Linked DNA regions of Homo sapiens: region 1 is linked to region 2. A link is a loop called in an ENCODE intact Hi-C map of the cell type or tissue named here. Cell type or tissue: mammary epithelial cell. All regions are shown on one strand. Links, peaks and the distances in the headings refer to the core of each region. The heading gives the core; the rest is flanking DNA. Region 1 overlaps SHROOM3 (shroom family member 3). Region 2 holds the start of SOWAHB (sosondowah ankyrin repeat domain family member B).

The links. Hi-C counts contacts between places; a loop is a spot of excess contacts. Peaks named below come from ENCODE experiments on the same cell type or tissue, not always from the same donor. Only the 100,000 strongest peaks of a DNase experiment are listed, where the experiment ranks them.
Region 1: it touches region 2 in a loop (4-fold over the local background); 7 of 110 quality-filtered maps call a loop at or near these places.

The regions. Positions count from the first base shown.
Region 1 is chr4:76,781,390-76,786,747 of GRCh38, forward strand. SHROOM3 (shroom family member 3) reads left to right here. Exons shown (of 11, transcript NM_020859.4): 11 at 1-1,864. All of the region lies in intron 1 of SHROOM3-AS1 (SHROOM3 antisense RNA 1), which reads right to left. Among named protein-coding and RNA genes, the nearest start is that of SHROOM3-AS1, 18 kb to the right of the region's middle. RefSeq lists enhancers at 114-1,313, 353-1,312, 444-813, 547-841, 5,207-5,358 and silencers at 2,909-2,978, 2,989-3,038, 3,089-3,158. In mammary epithelial cell, for the core only: a CTCF peak has its summit at 3,040; DNase peaks (open chromatin) are centred at 792 and 1,632; H3K4me3 peaks cover 511 bases; H3K27ac peaks cover 3,022 bases.
Region 2 is chr4:76,895,665-76,901,037 of GRCh38, forward strand. SOWAHB (sosondowah ankyrin repeat domain family member B) reads right to left here and starts at 2,480. Exons shown (of 1, transcript NM_001029870.3): 1 at 1-2,480. The coding sequence starts at 2,185. RefSeq lists silencers at 1,831-1,940, 2,201-2,500, 2,571-2,640. In mammary epithelial cell, for the core only: no CTCF peak of the experiment used is centred there; a DNase peak (open chromatin) is centred at 2,587; H3K4me3 peaks cover 2,525 bases; H3K27me3 peaks cover 437 bases.

The DNA.
Region 1 (5,358 bases), core at 1-5,000, 110 kb before region 2:
AGTGCTGGGATTACAGGCATGAGCCACTTCACCCAGCCACTTTTCTAATTTATAGACATAAAAGTAATTGACTCCCACAGCACAGTAACAGGCAATGCTGCTTGGCATGCCACAAACATCTGAAAGCTTGTGACACTCCTAGGATTGTGTCCATTCTTTCATTATGTGGAAACTTTGTTCTGTTATGTGAAATGGGTAAGGCACCAAGTGAGACTTTGAAATCTAATTTTTAGGTGGATGTGATATTTATTGTAATAGGACTTGACCTCTGTACTTTAAAGAAATCACTAACCAAATTTTCAAAGTTTCCTTTTAAATGCGTTTAGCTAGAAATCTATGTATTTATCCCTTTCCTATTTTGCATTCTTCTCCCACTATTTTTAAAAACTCATTTACAGTAGAAACCATTCTTCTTTCTCCCAACAGTATCCTTTGCCAAGACCATGAGAACAGTAAGGAGCATGTTGTTGGTCAGGGTTTCAGAATACGCGTGATGTCACTGAGAATGTTTGCTCACAGTCAATAATTGTCTTTGTGGATGTGATAATTTTGGAGATACACTTCTGGTCAGAACTCAGGTGAGATAATCTTGCAATACTCCAAATGCAGATACTCCAGCCACCCGCAAGGTTCCAGGAAAGGACAATGTCCTGCGAGAAAATCAGGAGGCCTCCACTTCCTGGGCCACTTGAGAAGTTCCTGGGCATGTCACTACATGTTGGTTGACTCAGCCATTTCTCATGCTGTTTTGTTTCTTGCGGTGGCCACTTAACCCCAAAGAATGAAGGGAGGATCCACAGTGAAAGTGCCTGAGTTTCTCTATGAGACCAGATGCTGTCGAAACCAAACATCTTTTCCTTTGCTCTATGGGAACATTTTAGGGTTTGTTTTGCACAGCTGGTTTCCAGACTAGAAGATTAACAAGTTTGGGTCCACCCCTAAGAATCAGTGGCTGTCTTTTAAGGTGAGGAGTGTGGGCTTAACTGAGGTCCTTTGAGGGAGCTATAAAGGAGAAACAACCTGGGACATCCCAGTTTTCCTATTCCTCCACTGTTAATATCTCATCTAAAATAATTCATGAGTTTAAATGGTAAATATATGCTTTAAGCTCTACCTTTAAACTTGTATGTTATTCAGGCATCTCTTATTAAGATACTGGGTCTCTGGATACCCAAGGAAATGTTGGCTTTTTATTCTTATGTGGTTCCAAATTTACTTCTCTTCAGTTTAATTGTCCATGGTAGTGCTGGCTTCATTGTTAGGTTGGAGTTATTATTTTCCTTTTAGAACAACATGAATTTTATTCACCTTACTATTAGAAAAAGGAATAACTACAGCCAGAAATAACTTCATTTCCTACAAGGTATAAAAAGTGGTCAAGTGAATGTGAAGGGGCTTTTCTACACAGGAATATATTATCGGGAACAAAGTATTTCCTGCTGCCTTAACTCTTTGGGATGCATAGGATAAAATGATAAAGACCATTTTAATATCAGAAAGGGTTGTCTTATTAATTTTTAAATAAAACTTCACATTTCTTAATGGGGAGCTCATTCAGAAACTAAATAATGGTTTCTCAAAGTGTGGTCAGGATACGATCTGCATCAGAATCCTTGGAATGCTTGTTAAAAATACCAATTGCTATGACAAAACCAAGTCTGCTGGAAACTGCATTTCAGCAGGTTTCCCATGTTATTCTGATGTATTTTAACATTTGAGAGCCACTACCAATCATCTGTACAGTTCCTACTGTTATGATCACAATAAGACTAACATGAATTTAATAATCTGAATAATTTTTAAAATTTAAATAAACAGAAATTGAAGTTAAATTTAAAAATAAAAATAACCTCAGAAGTTGAAAGTCCTGTCATATTTATTCTATTAGCTATATAAGTTTATACTGTCTCCACTACTTTTATATAATCCCCAAGGTTGTGATACAGATTTTGTTCCCTGTTTACTCTTTTTTAGATCTGTTTTAAACAAGTTATGCACTTATTCAGATTTAATTGCACTAATTATTTTTCCTCAAAAGGAATCAGTTTTATCACACATTGCCAGTAATTTTAAGTTCTGCCCTGACTGAAATTAATCAACTGGCCTTTTCAGTGGGAACTTTACTGATTTAGTGGGAATCAGATTCCTGTTGCTTCATCACAAATGTTATCCTACATATGAGTTAGAACCTCTCCTTGGTGTGGATTTGACAATTTAGCTAATGAAACAAGACTGTGTTCATTTTCTTTGAGAAATGAAAGCAGCTGTCACCCAATTTTGAAACTCTAAAATCAAAATTAGGCAAGAAGAAAGTTGTGAATGAAAAAACTGGCTCATTGATTCCTACTTCATTCTATAAATTATTCTCTAGGTGGAAAGGCAGCTGTATTTCTTGCTTAAACACTGGTATTGCTATTGCTTTACAGTAGGTTGAACAGGGGAAATATTTATATAAAGAGTTATTAAATTCTGATAAACGAGTGACTATAGGACATAAGGAAATTCTCTCTGGTACCCTAGAGCTAAGGAAGAGTACTCAAGGAAAGACAAACTGGGAAAGAGTCCCAAGCCTGAGGTTCAGACCTCCTTGGAGAACTGAACTCGACCCACATAGCAGGGAAGTTAGCTGGTTTGCCCAGGCTGGAACTGGTCTGCAGTCCCTGAGCGCATAGGAAGCAACCCTCCAGAGTGCAGGCTGGGTCAGTCCACCAGCAACCAACAGCCTGGCTGTGCACAGAGTGGGGGCCTGCAGCAGGCGTGGCTGCCCAGTGGGAACCCTCCAGGTCACAGGTGATCCTCACAGGATCTTCAGAGAGTGAGGAGCCAGTGTTGGCAGAAGGCCTTCCGGGCACTGATGCAGCAGGAATCTTTCAGGGCTCAAGTTTGTAATCCACAGGCCCAGGAGAAGGTTATGGCCAGAATGAGGCTTCAAGGTCCCAAGGCACCACCAATTGTAGGCAGTGGTTGGAAGAGAACTCCATCAGATGTCCTCACACCCATACCACTGACCCATAAGGCAGCAGCCACAAAGGGCCCCAACAGCACCCCCTATGGAGAGAGCTTAACATCGTGCTGACTGTAAAAGATGCTTAAAAGGACCCTGCCCATTACACAGACACTTGATTGAAGGGTTATTCCAGAGCTGAGCCAATAAATTGATAGCCGTCACAGACACATTGTTCTACATATATACCCTGGCATTATCTTCTGATACCACATGTAATTTTATAGTTGCTGATTCTGTAAGAACCATTTCTCAGATAATAAAACAGTGCCTATAAAATGGCCAACATATCTCTTGAAGGAGGTGTCAAAAGGAAAGCAGTTTCTCATTTATGTTTTCTTTAAACATGCTCCATACACCTATATTACTCAAAGTATCTAAATCAATAGATTTAGATTCAGGCCGATTTAAGAGCATGTCTAAGGTTTGTTTCTGTTGAGGTCTCTCTCTGCCTAGCTCTGCCTCTGTATACCTCTGTATGTGTCTACGTCTCTCTTGGTGTGTCTCCACATATGTTTTTCTCTATCTCAACATCTGCAACTGTCATACTTTCCTGTTCATTTATTCCCAAAATGATTCATATTTATACATTAAGTTCAGTGGTGCAATCATAGCTCACCACAGCCTCGAACTCCCAGGCTCAGGCGATCCTCCTGCTTCAGCCTCCCAAGTAGCTGGGACCACAGGCATGAGCCACCACACCTGGCTAATTTTTTAAAATATTTTTGGCAGAGATGGGGTCTCCCTATGTTGCCCAGGCTGGTCTCAAACTCCTGGGCTGAAGCAATCCTCCTGCCTCAGCCTCCCAAAGTGCTGGGATTACAGGCATGAGCCACCATGCCCAGGTGTTTTGTTTGTTTGTTTTAATTTGAAAGAAAAATTAAGAATCTCACCTCATTTTAAATTTTAATAAATATAAAGAAGATGTTGCAATATTGTTTAAATATATGTAAGAGTGAATGAGAACTATTCCTCATCTCTAATTAGAACAGAATATAGGAATTGGCTTTATTTTGTAGTAATAAAAATTGATTTGATAAAAAGGAACAATTCAAAGGCAGCTCATGGATACGGAAATGAGAATTTTAAAAGCCCATCTTCCCTCAAAGATTAAAAGAAAAAAAAGAAATAGAATACCTAACCTTGTATGCAATGGTTTAGAGCAGATTTATTAAAAGGCAGGGAGGTAGTCGGATGTCTCCTTCCAGTGAAAGTAGATAGGCAGAAAAGGAACTTAAGCTTAGGATAAAAAGAACAAACAACATCTTCCAAGTTGCCTCAAAAGGTCAACCTCAGTTTGATAATGTATCACTCAATGTGTTTTTTGTTTTTTTGTTTTGGTTTTGTTTTGGTTTTTTGAGACAGAGTGAGCCCGTAATCCCAGCCCTTTGGGAGGCTGAGGTGGGTGCATTATTTGAGGTCAGGAGATCGAGACCAGCCTGGCCAACATGCTGAAACCCCGTCTCTACTGAAAAAAAAAAAAAATTAGCCAGGTGTGGTGGTGCATGCCTGTGGTCCTAGCTACTCTGGAGGCCAAGGCAGGAGAACTGCTTGAACCCAGCAGGCGGAGGGTGCAGTAAGATGAGATCGCACCACTGCACTCCAGCCTGGGCAACAGAGTGAGACTCTGTCTCAAACAAACAAACAAACAAACAAACAAAACAAATTGTAAGTCCTTCTTGCAAATGTTGGTTAAAAGCTAACTAAGGAGTAATGTGCTTAGGAAGAAGAAACTAAGAAAATCAATTTACGGTGTGGTTAAGTAATGTGCCTCTACAGGTAGATGAGAGAGACGCATGTGTAGGAAGGGAGGTACAGCAGGAAAACTGTGTGTTCATCATGACTCTGGATGATTAAATATGTGCATTCACACAGGTAATTGAGAAGATATATGGTATGTCTGCTAACAAAAGTAGAACTACAGCTCTTCAGATCATATTGATCAGAAATCAGTAGAAAGTACCAAATAAAGACTTCTATCTACAGGAGATTCGTGGCATTGAGCAAGATGGCCAACTGGAAGCCCCTGGTGCTCGTCTCTCTCACAATGACAACCAGAACAATGAATAAACAACTACATTTTAACAAAAATAAGTGAGGGACGGTGCATCAGAGAAGTAACAGAAACCCCAGTGAGCAGAGAAATTCAGGATGGCCAAAGAGAATGGAAGGAAATCCTGGGCCTCTATTGCCCTGTCCCCAAACTGGGACTAGCTGGGAACCAGGAAGAACTTCTTCTTATGGTGAGGAGGTAAGAGGATTCCATAAATCCCCATCAGCACCTTGGATATCTACAAACCTCACCACTGGAGTCCCCTGCAGTCCTCACAGTTACTCAACCCAGCTGGGGGAGC
Region 2 (5,373 bases), core at 303-5,302:
TGCCCCGAGGAGCTCCCAACAGCTGCCATATTTCCCCAGAGGTATTACTGGTTAGATACTGCCATGGCTTCTTCCCACTGCTGTCCCTGACATTTACCCGAGAAGCCAACCTTTGCACTAGCAATTTGATGACCCCCTGGTGGCCGTGAATGGCTGCAAGGTGCAGCGGGGTATATCCACAACTGGACCTCACGTTTACATCAAGGACAATCCCTGCCTTCTTTGCTCCAGACACCAAGTCCTGAAGGGCCCTGAGGTCACCATGTTTGGCTATCCAGTGCAACGCAGTGTACCCAGTCAAAAAGTCTTTGTGCAAGGCCAGTTGAGGGTCCTCCCAGAACAAAGTCCACACCTGAATCCAGGAGCCACTGGCAAGCTTCACAATCCACTCATGCTCCCTGGCATCTAGTGGAACCAGGGATGATTTGTGCTCAGAAGTTCTGTGGGGGGCCAAGGCTGCAGACCCCTCCCCACTGGGGACCCACAGGCTGTGTCGCCAACCCCGCTCGGCCACAACAGCCTTAACCTCTGCAAGTTTTAGTGATAAACCTGCATCAACCCTTGGGCTGGGTGCCGTTCCTGCCTTGGAGGGCTTCCTGGATCGAGGTGGGCGCCGACTTCTTTTCAGCAAGCCCTCATCGAGGTACTCCTCATCAGAGGAGGACAATTTGGCTCTCCCTGCCAGAGAGCTCCTCCTGAGGGACCTCCTTAACTTAGGAACTGGCCAAGGCAAAGGCTTCAGGGGGTGGCCTGCAAGGCCATTAGCCCCTGCAGGGACCTGCTGAGAGATGTGACCATCCCCTCTGTTTCTGAGACCCTGAGGGCTCCGGCTGGGGCTGCCCTCCTTCCGAGATACAGAAAGGCCCCCAGCTGGATTCCTGAGCTTCCCCCTATCTGGGGTTCCCAAGACAACCTGCAGCCCCTCTTCAGAAGCCCCCGGGGAGTCTTTGGGCCCACTGCTGCTCTCCTCACTGCCATCACTCTCCTGGTCCACAAAGTCATCCAGATCTTGGAGGGACAGCTGACAACGAATGCTGCGAAAGACAGTCAATGAAGGGTTCCCCGCCCAGGATTCCCAGGACTCATCCGGAACAACAGGAAAGAGAGAGTGCGAGGAAAGACAGGGGTCTGGCGGCTCTGAATTAGGCTCCGTGGAGCCGGGTTCCAAGGGCAGCTGGAGGAAGTTGTCTGGCAGCACCGACCAGGCGCGGATAGGGCCCTGATCACGGGCCTCGGGCACCTGCGGGTGCCTGGCCACCCACTCTCGAGTGCGCTGCTGCTGCTGCTGCAGGGTCGAATAATGCAGGGAGCTGGGGGTCAGCAGCTCCGGCCGGTCTCCGCGGGGAGCGGGGCCGGGCAGGAGAGCAGGCGGGGAAGCCCTGCTTGTCGCAGCCTCGACGGTGGCGGGAGGCGAGTGAGCCACTGCAGGCACAGGCGCCGGCTCAGCTAGCGCGCCTTCTTCCCGCTCCCTGGAAGCCCCGCGGTCATCCTGGGCAGGCAGAGCCCGTGCCGGCTTCTCCTCCGCGGTGGCCGAGTGCGGGAGTGCGCCGAGCTCTCCCGGCAGTACAGCCAGGTTGTTCTGGAGGCATTCCCAGCAGCAGCGGCCCTGCGTCTTCGCCGCCGCGCAGCTCGCTCTCGCCTGGGCCCCTGCCGCTGCAGCTGCGGGCACCGGCGGCCTCTGTCCGGGACTGCCCTTCGATCCGCCGCCCTTCCCGGGCGCCCTACGGGAGTCGCTGCCCGGGAGTCCATTGCAAGCTGCGTCGGCGGCTCTGGCTGCTGCACCTGCTGGCTCCTCCTCCGGCTCCTTCTCGCGCCGCCGCCGCCTGGGCTGCTGCTGGGGCGGCTCCCCCCGGCGCGCGCCTCGCGGGGAGCAGGGCGCAGCTCCCCCTGCACTGGGGGCGGCCGCGGGCGGCTCGCGGGGTCGCTGCAGCCCCTCCTCCCCCAAAAGGTCCCTGTATCTCCTCTTGAGCACCACGTACTTGGTGCCGTCGGGGTCCTGGCGCACTGCGGCGACCGAGTTGACGAAGCCCTTGAAGAGCTCGCGGCGGTGCTGGTGCTGGCTGGGGGACGCGTCGGGGTCTCGGAGAAAGCTCTTGAAGTGGCTCAGCAAGGCAGCGTTGGTCACGCGGCCCCCAGCCTGGCACAGAAAGTCCAGTAGTGCCTCCTGGCTCAGCTCTCGGGCCATCGCTGCCTTGTCCTCCGCCCCAGAGGTGTCTGAGTCTCGCCCTCCCGGGGCTCTCCCCAGCCAGAGGAAACCCTGGCCGGGCGAGTGTCACCTGCGCCCGGGGCGGCACTAGCCGCCCCCATCAGCCGCGGAGGCCAGCGCTGCCCGCAGCCCGTGAGCGCGCCAGGAGGGCCGTGGGTCCCCTCCGGGTGGCCCCAAGGCTGAGTCCCCGCGGCAGTCTGCGTGAGAGAGGGCGGCTCCGAGGCCGCCCCTGCGCGACTCTAGCCTCTCGCAACGAGTCCTCACAGCGAAAGTTCCCGGGATAGGGCCGAGTCGGTTTCACCTGCGCCCTGGCGGCACCTCCTCCCTGCCTCTGGGGGAAGGGTCAGGCCCGCCTCCTCGTGTCCCTCCGCCCCCTGAGGTCTCCCCCACCCCCTGCCACCCATCCCAGAAGAGTCAGGCCGGAGAGCCAGCCGGTAGGTGAGGTTGGCGGCGAACCGAGCCGGCAGCGAACTGCTCTGCGGCCGGGGAAGTGGAAGGCAGGTAGGCGACCGGCCGTTCCTCTAAGTCTCCGCCACGCAGGAAACAAAAGCGATAGAAGGTCCGTTCCTGTCCTCCGGTGCTTTGATGAGTTCAGGCTGAAGCCGATGGGGGAGGAGGAGAAGCTGCAAGTTAACAGGCAATCTGAGTTATCTTTCTTTATTAACGCTGTAGAGGAGTACTTCAGATTTCTCGAGGCTGTATTGAGGTCCGCAAAACTCACTTTGCATCCAAACTAAATTTTTCTTAATATAGAAATACTTTCTGGGCCGCTTCTCCGGCGCCCCCTCCAAGGGGTCCGAATACATCCAAGTCTATACTGAAAAGAGAAATCACTCTGAAAATTACTACTGGGCAATATTGGTTTGGGACTTTTTCTTTCATACTTGTCTTTCCTTCATACTTGTCTCACATTAAGGTGCTGGAAAAAAAAAATCACTTTGATAGCTTCTTGCCCCCGGCGGCTAAAATGAACTAGGAATTATGTCTCGCCAGTTAAGGTATTTGATGTGTAGCATTAGTTTGCTTTTATTTACTCTAAAATTTGTGAACAGCAGAGATTTGTACAGTGTTTTGTATTGGCTTGGTGAAGTGCTTCCTTTCAGAATGTAAGGTTCAAAATGCAGACTAGAGCTGTCTTTAACAGCACCTTTTCCCCCTAACAGCTGGGATCCCTCTTCCTTTTTCTCTCTCCACATGTTGACCCTTCTGTCTTTGATGTGAGATCCTGGATGTCCCTCACTGTTCCTTATCAGTCCTGTTGACATGCCTGAGATAGTTTTCACTGTCATTATCTCTTTACCTGTTTTAGTTCCAAGCCTTCTCTCATTCTTTTCTTTAACTTGGCCTTCCCATTTCTTTCTGTTACACGACATCCTTGTTTACCTTCGGCCTCTACTGACAGGAAATATGTCTGTTTCTCAGATCCTCTCATGTCCACTGTATTTCCCATTCAAAAACCTCGATTTTCTCCTTCCCTGTAATTTGCCTCTCTTTTCTCATGGACTCTTCTCATCTTTTCACTTTTCCTTTTGCTCTTCTATTTCTGATTACTCATAGTTCCTATACTTCTCGCCAAGAAAGAGTATTGAAAGTATGTGTGTTGGCCCTACAATTGTTGACAAAGACATGTTTTAGCATGGACCAATCTTAGTGACTGCCCTATAGACCACATTAACTGAGCTTGATTTTAAATCCCCAAAAATACCCTAGCACTTTTCCAGGAATGAATCTTTGGTTTTACATTATCTAGGTCAGAAAAAAAGAACTGGAAACATTTTTGTCTATTTTTGGCATTTTCTAGGATCCAAACCCAATACTGGGTTGAGAGAGGGATAGTGGTTTTCACTGATGTCTCTACATAACATCAAGCCTTTAGGATAGTTTTTAAAATTAAGGTTTTGTATTAAATTTCAGCTTTCTTTTGAGTTTATTTGCTGGTATAGAGTCTTGTTGGGACTGAGTAAGGTGAGTCCATACCTAAGGCAGGAGGAACACCAAATGAAAGACTCAAGTGGGCATTTTAGAATGGCAAGTGGAAAGAATCCCTCTTTGCTACTTTTTAAAACATCTGGTTACAAAATAAGGGGCTAACTGCAAAAGAGAGCCATAATATGGACTGAGGTTTCGACTCAAAGGAAATAAAAAGACTAGAGTGAAAGAAAGTGGAGGGCCAGGTGAGGGGAGATTATAAAGCATCTGTTTGTTGAAATCAGATCATTTTTAGTTGAGGGTGGAATTAATAGGATTGGAGCCAAAAAGAAGAAAAAAAAATCTGATTGCTTTAGATTTCTGGATTCCCAGGTACTTTGGTGTCCAGACCTTCTCCTCTCTCTCTCTCTTGTCCCAGGATAAAGAGGTGGTTAATTGGAAAGCTCTTTACATTATCTCAGGGAGAATTTTCCTGCCTCCCACATATACAGTTCATTATTTCCAAAAATATTTATGAAGCTCCTACATTACCCTGACACTGTTGGAAATGGGTATAAAGAAGAAAGTGTACTTGAGAATTCACTATTTCTCTCTATTTAGTAAGGAGCAACAAGAGAAATGGCATGAACCTGAGTGCTAAGTGATTTAACAGAGACATGCACCACATACTGGTGAAGTTGAGGGGAGGTGCATAAAGGAAGAACTCAGGCTCAGCTTGGGGGATCAGGACAATTTTCCAGTAAGAGCTAACTTTGGGGCTGGGCGCGGTGGCTCACAGCTGTAATCCCAGCAGTTTGGGAGGCTGAGGCGGGCGGATCACGAGGTCAGGAGATCGAGACCATTCTGGCTAACATGGTGAAACCCCATCTCTACTAAAAATACAAAAAAATTAGCCGGGCGTGGTGGCGGGCGCCTGTAGTCCCAGCTACTCGGGAGGCTGAGGCAGGAGAATGGCGTGAACCCGGGAGGCGGAGCTTGCAGTGAGCCGAGATCGCGCCACTGTACTCCAGCCTGGGCGACAGAGCGAGACTCCGTCTCAAAAAAAAAAAAAACAAAAAAAAAAAAAACAAAAAAAAAAAACAAACAAAGAAAGAAAAGAAAAGAGCTAACTTTGAGTAAAAAGGTGAGAATAGGCTTTAAGGCAGAAAAAACATTGGTGCGAAGGCAAAGAGCTGGCTTAGCATCGCTATTTGGGGAATGAACTGCCAATAGATCTGCTTGGCCTGTTTGGCTTTAAG